Linked DNA regions of Mus musculus: all the other regions are linked to region 1. A link is a loop called in an ENCODE intact Hi-C map of the cell type or tissue named here. Cell type or tissue: heart. All regions are shown on one strand.

Evidence for each region. A loop is a pair of places that touch in the nucleus more often than their neighbours do. Peaks named below come from ENCODE experiments on the same cell type or tissue, not always from the same donor. Only the 100,000 strongest peaks of a DNase experiment are listed, where the experiment ranks them.
Region 2: a loop joins it to region 1, with 1.9 times the contacts of the local background. A loop is called at or near these places in 2 of 42 quality-filtered maps.
Region 3: a loop joins it to region 1, with 2.3 times the contacts of the local background. A loop is called at or near these places in 5 of 42 quality-filtered maps.

What each region holds. Positions count from the first base shown.
Region 1 is chr15:84,122,970-84,125,469 of GRCm38, forward strand. Pnpla5 (patatin-like phospholipase domain containing 5) reads right to left here and starts at 206. Exons shown (of 10, transcript NM_029427.1): 1 at 1-206. The coding sequence starts at 144. In heart, a CTCF peak has its summit at 1,309 (motif pointing right); no DNase peak of the experiment used is centred here; H3K27me3 peaks cover 187 bases.
Region 2 is chr15:84,429,324-84,431,823 of GRCm38, forward strand. All of the region lies in intron 1 of Shisal1 (shisa like 1), which reads right to left. Gm46527 (a long non-coding RNA gene) reads left to right here and starts at 1,493. Exons shown (of 3, transcript XR_001781727.2): 1 at 1,493-1,694; 2 at 1,814-1,935. In heart, a CTCF peak has its summit at 1,244; a DNase peak (open chromatin) is centred at 1,348; H3K27ac peaks cover 584 bases.
Region 3 is chr15:84,191,188-84,193,687 of GRCm38, forward strand. Samm50 (SAMM50 sorting and assembly machinery component) reads left to right here and starts at 1,053. Exons shown (of 15, transcript NM_178614.5): 1 at 1,053-1,197. The coding sequence starts at 1,177. In heart, a CTCF peak has its summit at 1,538 (motif pointing right); a DNase peak (open chromatin) is centred at 1,024; H3K4me3 peaks cover 2,008 bases; H3K27ac peaks cover 1,755 bases.

The DNA of each region.
Region 1 (2,500 bases):
GGAGCCATAGAAGCGGCGGGCACCCTGGATGAGGCGAGGCGCTCGCTGTCGCAGACACTGGGTGACACCCACGTGGTAGAGGCCCATGTAGCCAGAGCCTGAGAAGGACAGGTTCCAACCTCCCTCTGCCTCCAGGAAGTCCATAATAGGGTGCTTGGGACGCGGGGCTGCAGACTCCTCAGCTGGAGCTCAAAGGAAGGAACTGTGCACTAGGGCCCCAATGTGATGGGACTAAGCCGGGATGGGGATGGAGCTCCGGGAGGCTGAGCAGAGTGGCTCCGCCCTAGGCTGTCAGCTGTGGCCCTAGCAAGTGAGGGGTTGGTGCAGCCACCCTCTCCACGTGTACACCAGGCATTACATTACAAGCCTACACGATTCCCAATTACACTCACCTAACCTCCAGGTGTCTGCATTTTGAAAGAGGGAAAGAGGCACAATCAGGAAGGACTGCACCTAATCTTCAGGCCAGAGGTCAAGGACCAGCACCGTAAGTGGGAGGTGAGAGGCCTGGGATCTAGGCTCTGCAAGGAAAGGTTGCTATAGAACAGTGCCTTCAAACACACAAGATCTCTCCTCTCTGCAGTCACGATGGGAAGTCGCCTGGCATGGACCAGGCTCTCAAATGTATATTTCTGAGCAGGTGAGATGATAGGTGCTACACAGCCAAGTCATCATGGGGAAGTCAAGCCAGACATGCCATGAGGGTCAGGGGAAATGAAGTGCACCCCAGGATGCCAAGAAGAGGAAGATAGCAGCAGTATGTGGGGTAGTGAGCAAAGAGGACTCCAGTAAAGAAGTGGGGTGAGTGGAACTCAGCGGGACACACACTGAGCATGGGAGACTCTTGCAAGTAACCAATAAGGAAAGAGAGCATCACACTGCATGCTGCCTGGTGCAAACATCCCCCCTACAGGCTCGCCTTCCAGCCACGTGGCTCATCCGATAACAGCGCAACCAACCCTGACCACCCCAGTTCTACCCCCCCCCATATCCATGGCCAAAGCAAAGTACTGGCTCCTGTAGGTTGTTCTCTGACCTCCACACATACACCGCCCACACACACTAAGATAAACACATTGCAACTTAAATGCAAACCTCACTCTGTGGTGTAAAAATAATAAATGTAACTATTAGAAAGGTCGCAGGTGAAGTGTCCTAGAGGGCGTGACTCTGGGGAGTCCCCGGTGATGGGAGGTGGAAGGAGACCTCACTGTACCCAGGGGCTGACAACAGGTGGGTGCTTTGTGGCTGAGCTAGGCTTAAGCTCCATTCAGGGGCTCCCTGCACCAGCCCCATTCCAGCAGCCAGGAGGGGGCAGCAGGCCTATGCCCGTAAGTCCTCTGCAGGGCAATGTGATGTAGCCACCTGGAAGGAGCACCTGGAAGCTGGTTTCCAGGTGAGAGTCTGAGGACCAGGTGGGTCAGGCAGTGGTGGCGCACGCCTTTAATCCCAGCACTTGGGAGACAGAGGCAGGCAGATTTCTAATTCGAGGCCAGCCTGATCTACAAAGTGAATTCCAGGACAGCCAGGGCTATACAGAGAAACCCTGTCTTGAAAAACCAAAAAGAAAAAAAGAAAAAGAAAAGAAACCAAGGATCAGGTGGGGCTGGAGGGCAGAGGTTAAGGACACACCTTTGCAACTGTACACTGTGGCTGTGGTGGTGTCACCTGCCAGCAGCCTGAAGAGGTTCCTTCCTGTTTAGGGACTCCTCGCAGATAAAGCCAAGTCCTGATTTCACCACAACAAGCATTTCAGAACCAGATAGAATGAACCGGATTAGTGAGTTTATTAAGTGTTGAGACAGAGTCGTGGAAGAAGAGGACAGTGTGCACAGAAAGCAAGGAGGGGGGCAGTTTTTTAAAGCGTTTAATTTGTGTGTGTGTGTGTGCACGCGTGTGAGTGTGTCTGTGACTATGTCTGTGTCTGTGTGTATATGTATGGGTGCGTGTACTATGGTACACATGTGCTTCTGAAAAGACCGTCTGTGGTAAGGAGTTGGTTCAATCCCCTCCACATGTGGGTCTGAAGGATGGAACTCGGGTTGCAAGGCCTGGTGGGAGGCACCTTCGCCAGCTGAACTTCAGGAAGATGAACACCTGCTTTGGAGGTAATTTGGCTATTAGTGGCTCGTGGTCCGATTCTGGAGTGAGGGGCTCTTTCCACCCCATTTCCCCCCCTGTCTGCCATCTTTCATTCCTTACTCATACATTTTTCCCTGGCTTTAGGCTGAGGCCTTCTTGGTAATACAGTCTCGTTTCTACCACAGCCCTGAGAGATAATAAATAATACCAGCCCCATTTTTTTTTTAACAAATGGAGGAGCAGAAACCTAGACGAGGAATACAGGAGAGCCCATAAGCCAGGCTAACTGGGGTGACAAAGAAGAAACTGAGGGGACCGTGGAACCTGAGTTCCCTGCTAAAGGAGAGGCTGCTTGCAGATGTGCAAGGGTGGCTCATGGGTGGGGGAAACCCCACTGAGGTAATGTAGCTTAGCAGCA
Region 2 (2,500 bases), 310 kb after region 1:
GAGAGAGGGTCAGCAGAAGCTCAAAGTCACAAAGCAAGGTGTGGCAGAACTAGGATATAGGCAGGCCACGAGCTATCTGTGCTCCCTTAGGGCTTCTATCCCTGAGCACCCAGGCTCCCACTAATGACCCCCCCCCATCTGTCTTTACCACCTTCTGGAAACTTCCATAAGGTGTCTATTTGCAGAGTTCTGTAAGGCAGGGTCCAGAAACACCTGCATATACTGGCTGCCACCCCCTGCAGCTGCTGCAGTCACCATCAGCCCTAAACCCCATCAAAGGCAAGTGACTGGGTCAGGCCTTGTATAGGCAAAAGAGGCTTCCAGTAGTCCAGCCTGCTACCCCGCCCACCTCGTGTGTGCTGGAAGGACTCCATCTGCTCCCAGAGATGCAGAGGCTAGGAACATGTCACCGGTGACCCCTTACCATACTCTACATAGGCCAGACTCTGGGCTCACTGTCCCACAGGGCCTGATCAGCTTCCAGTGAGTCAGTTCTTAGATGAGAAGCCCAGGGAAACGTCCCAGCTGTGCCGGGGCTCAGCACACATCTGCCCCTGGGTCTTGGCTTCGAGAAGACAGATAGGCATTAGGGTACCATTGTGCGGACACCTCCTGTACCCTCACTATCCTGAGGCATGCAGGAAAAAAAAACATAAGTTCAGCATCAGCAACAAGGACAAATGTCTCCAGAGCCCAGAGATGTCAGGGACTCTAGGCAGTCGGTCAACACTGGTTGACTCCATATTGGCTTGGCCCCTCCCTGTCCTGATTCCATAATGACTGCCATCTCTCACCCTCCAGCCCATTGCCCCGGGTAAAGGCCATGTCCTGCTGGTTCACGGAGCATTCAACCTACCTCCACCTCAGGCCTGTAGCTGTAGCATGCACCAGGTTCTGGTCTCTCACCTAGCTCTCTCTTCCTATCACCTTCCATTCTAGACCCTTGCTATAAGGACATTGAGGCACAGAAAAGGTCAGCACAAGCCCAAAGTCACACAGCAAGGACATGGCCAGGCCTGAGGGGCTTATGTATGTCCTGTCTGCAGGGAGAGCCACGCTTCCCTGCTCTTTGAGATACTTCAGGTTGGGCACAACCCTGGACCCTGCCTGTCTCTCCTCACAACATCTCCCACACCGGATCTGTGTGGCTCAGCCCCCTGCCTGCCCTGGGCTGGCATTCCTACAGCAGCCTGCACTGCAGCTTCTGGGTGGCATTAAGAGCCAGGCCATAAAGGAGGCCAGCTCCCTGCACTCCCGCCCGCTGCCCCTGGAATCCACCCTCCTGAGCCAGGCCGGAGATAAACCTTTTTTATCCATTCTGGCAGGCAGCACACTTGGGTCTGTGTGCCCTTATCTAGCCATAATCCAGATGGACCGTGGCAGCCCAGAGGACTGGGTGCCATGTAGGGCACCCATGTGGCAGCCTTGTGGTAGGGACTGGAAGGTTACATCATCCTTAAGGCTAGGGGTGCTGCACTGATTATCAGTGTACAAGAGGGAGCACAGGGTGTATGTGTGCGTGTGTGTGTGTGTGTGTGTGTGTGTGTGTGTGTGTGTGTGTGTGCCCAGTTAGCTTGTGACAAAGCTGAGACTACAACCTAAGCAGCTGACATGGTGCAGGAAGGGCTCTGAGCTCAGAGTCTGAACACAGGTTCAAGTTTCAGCTCTGCCACTTCTTAGCTCTGCTGCTCTGGGTTAGTCCCTTTGCCTTTCTGAACTTGGGCCACCTGAATGCTTTTGTCACTGTCCTTTGAGGACCATGGTGGTACAAAGTTGATAACCTCATTAGGATCTTCTTCTTCCCCCTCGACAGATTCGGAGCCACACAGAAACCAGTCGCATGCCAGCCGCTCAAAGAGCCCCAGGAGGAGCCAGTCAGGGAGGCTCGCCGTATTACACCCTGGGTCCTTCCCCCTCTACCCACCCAGACACCAGGTATGGCTAACACCCTTCTTGGCTGAGCAGAGGCCCCACTGGTTCAGGGGTACCAGGTTCTAGGATGGTGTCACAGTGGCACTGTTTGAAAGAAAGAGACCTGGAAATAGACCAAAGGTCAAAAGATCAAACTGTGTCTAATGATGGCCAAAAGCAGGCGACCCCTCAAGGCAAAGAGTGGTTGCACTGAATCTCACAGGCCACCCCAGCCATGCAAAGCCAGAGGAGATGCTTATATTCCCCAAGCTGAATTCAGATTGACACTCTTTTACAAGGCTGGAGAGAGCTCTAAAATGCATAGCTACTAGATGTATCTGAATACATCAGGCTGTGACAAAGCCCTCGGGGGAGAATGGGGGACTCTGTGGGACATGCAGCAGCTGGCAGATGGCCCTGGTGAAGACAGACAGGGATATTTGTGCTATCACTGACCAACAACAAATGGGTACCTATCAAAGCCACCACACGGATTTAGGTAGCAAAAAGCTAGAAGCCAGGGACAGCAATAGATCTAATTCCATGGTCTAGGTCCCTCAAATAAAACATAGAGCAAGAGAGAAAATCC
Region 3 (2,500 bases), 68 kb after region 1:
TTTTTTGTTTATGTAACCGTCCTCACCTGAACACTCAAGAGAGCTCCATTCATCTTTTAAAAAATATGAATCTGGGGCTGGTGAGATGGCTGAACGGTTAAGCGTGTCAACTGCTCTTCCAAAGGTCCTGAGTTCAAATCCCAGCAACCACATGGTGGCTTACAACCATCCGTAACGAAATCTGATGCTCTCTTCTGGAGTGTCTGAAGACAGCTACAGTGTACTTACATATAATAAATAAATAAGTATTTTTTAAAAATATGAATGTGGGTGGTGGTGGTCCATGCACCTTTAATTCCAGCACTTGGAGGCCAGGGGCAGATGGAGCTCAGTGAGTTCGAGGCCAGCCTGGTCTACAGAGCAAGTTCCAGGACACTCGGGCCTACACAGGAAAAACCTTTAAATGAAATATAATGTCGCCAGGCAGTGGTGGCGCACGCCTTTAATCCTAGCACTTGGGAGACAGGCAGGCGGATTTCTGAGTTCGAGGCCAGCCTGGTCTACAGAGTGAGTTCCAGGACAGCCAGGGCTACACAGAGAAACCCTGTCTCATAAATAAGTAAATACATAAATTAAATGTCATACACATTTCTGAGGAGTCTGGGAAGGCGAAATTTATTCACTTCTGAGAGTCTGTTCGCTCCTAACACCATGTGGGTCTGCAGGATTGAACCAAGCTGTCAGGCTTGGAGGCAAGTATCTTTACATACCGAACTCTCTTTAAAGACGCCTCCACCCCATCCTCAGCCCAGACCCTTTTTACTGGACCCGTCGGTTCCCGGAGCACACACTCTGTCTTCCTTGCGCCCTTCTGCTCACACCTTAGAAGTGGAACTGAGGCTCCAAGGACTAGACCGGGGTAAGCCCCCATACAACGAGGAGCTCAGCTCCGTTGCCTTTTCACGGGACCAGCTCTGCCCATAACCGCAGCTTTCTGGGCGTCACTGAACGCTCCACGCTTGCACTGGGCTTCCTGGCGTTCTTGTGAACATCCGGGTCACTCTCTCATACGGACCAATGAGCGGAGGGTCTTGAGTCAGGGGGCGGACCCTAGGTGGTACAACATGGCGGCGCTCGGCACGCAGCTTCCGTGACCTGTAGCCGAGCCTCTTGTGTTTGTAGCTGAGTTTGGTTGGGCGCGGGCACCGCCTTGGGGCAGCAGCCGGAGAGGGAGCCATGGGGACAGTGCACGCCCGGGTGAGAGGCCCCCGCGGCGGCTGGGCGGGACACGCGCGCCTGGGGCAAGGGCGGCAGCGAGGGTGTGGGAGCTGCTTTGGGCCGGAGGCTGTCTGTCGCGGTCGGGAGGGCAGTGGTGACTTGCCCAAGGTCATTCAGCGGAATTTCCCCAGGTGACCTTACAGCACCAAGGCTTGGAAGAAGGGTTTGTCAGAAGACAAGACACAACAAGTTATTTTGCAGCCTTGTTTTACAGTTTCCAGTTACTATTATGTGCACCAGTGTGTGCGCGCGCGCGCGTGTGTGTGTGTGTGTGTGTGTGTGTGCGCGCGCACTTTGTGTGCATAGCCCGTGGAGGCCAGAAGGGGGCAATTGATCCCCTGAAACTGTAGTTCCAGAGAGTTGTGAGCCTCCTTATAGGTGTCAGGAACCACTCTGGTCCTCTGCAAGAGCAGTACCTGCTGAACCCATCGCTCCAACCCAGCACTATTGCTTAAAAAGGGGTGTGTGTGTGTGTGTGTGTGTGTGTGCATGCATGTGGAGGTCAGAAGACAACAGCTGGAGTCAGTTTTCTCCTACTTTGTGGTGTGGAAACTGGGGAATGGAACTCTGGTGATTAGGCCCTAAGGGGCGAGTGCCTGTGCCTGCCGATCTGTCCTCACTTTTGAGTTGGCTTTCATTGAGTTGGCAACCTGGAATTGGGCAGAATGAGCTCCCTCCCCATAAATGGGCAGAGCAAACTATAGAAGACCCTTGTGCTGTCTCAGCATCTCCTCCATCCCTATTTCTGACTTTGGCTTTGTAGCCCAGGCTAGCCTCATATTAGTAGTCTTGTCTAAGCTTCTGACGAGCATGTGTCAGTATCTCGGGCAAGCACTCACTGAGCTATATCCATAGATCTCTTCAACTATTTTCCTTCACTAGGCTGTCAGGGCCAGCCTGGAGCTCAGTCTGTAGTCCAGGCTGGCCTTGAATTTGGAATCCTTCATACCTTTGAGTAGCTGGGCTTATAGATCCAGTAGCTAGGCATGGCACTACACACCCTTAATCTCAGCACCCAGGAGGCAGATACAGTGAATTTGTTGTGAGTTCAAGTCCAGCCCTGTCTATGCAGTGAATTTTAGGCCAGCGAGAGCTATATAGTGAGGCCCTGTCTAAAAACAAAACAAAACAAACACTACGTAGTGAGAGAATCCCCATTGGTAAACAGGTCCTGGAGGATACTGAGCTGTGGCAGAAGTGTGAACCACAGTGACATCTGCCCTCCAGATTGTGGGGCTGGTGGCCTCTGGAGGACTTTGTGTCATGCTTTGCCATCTTAGGA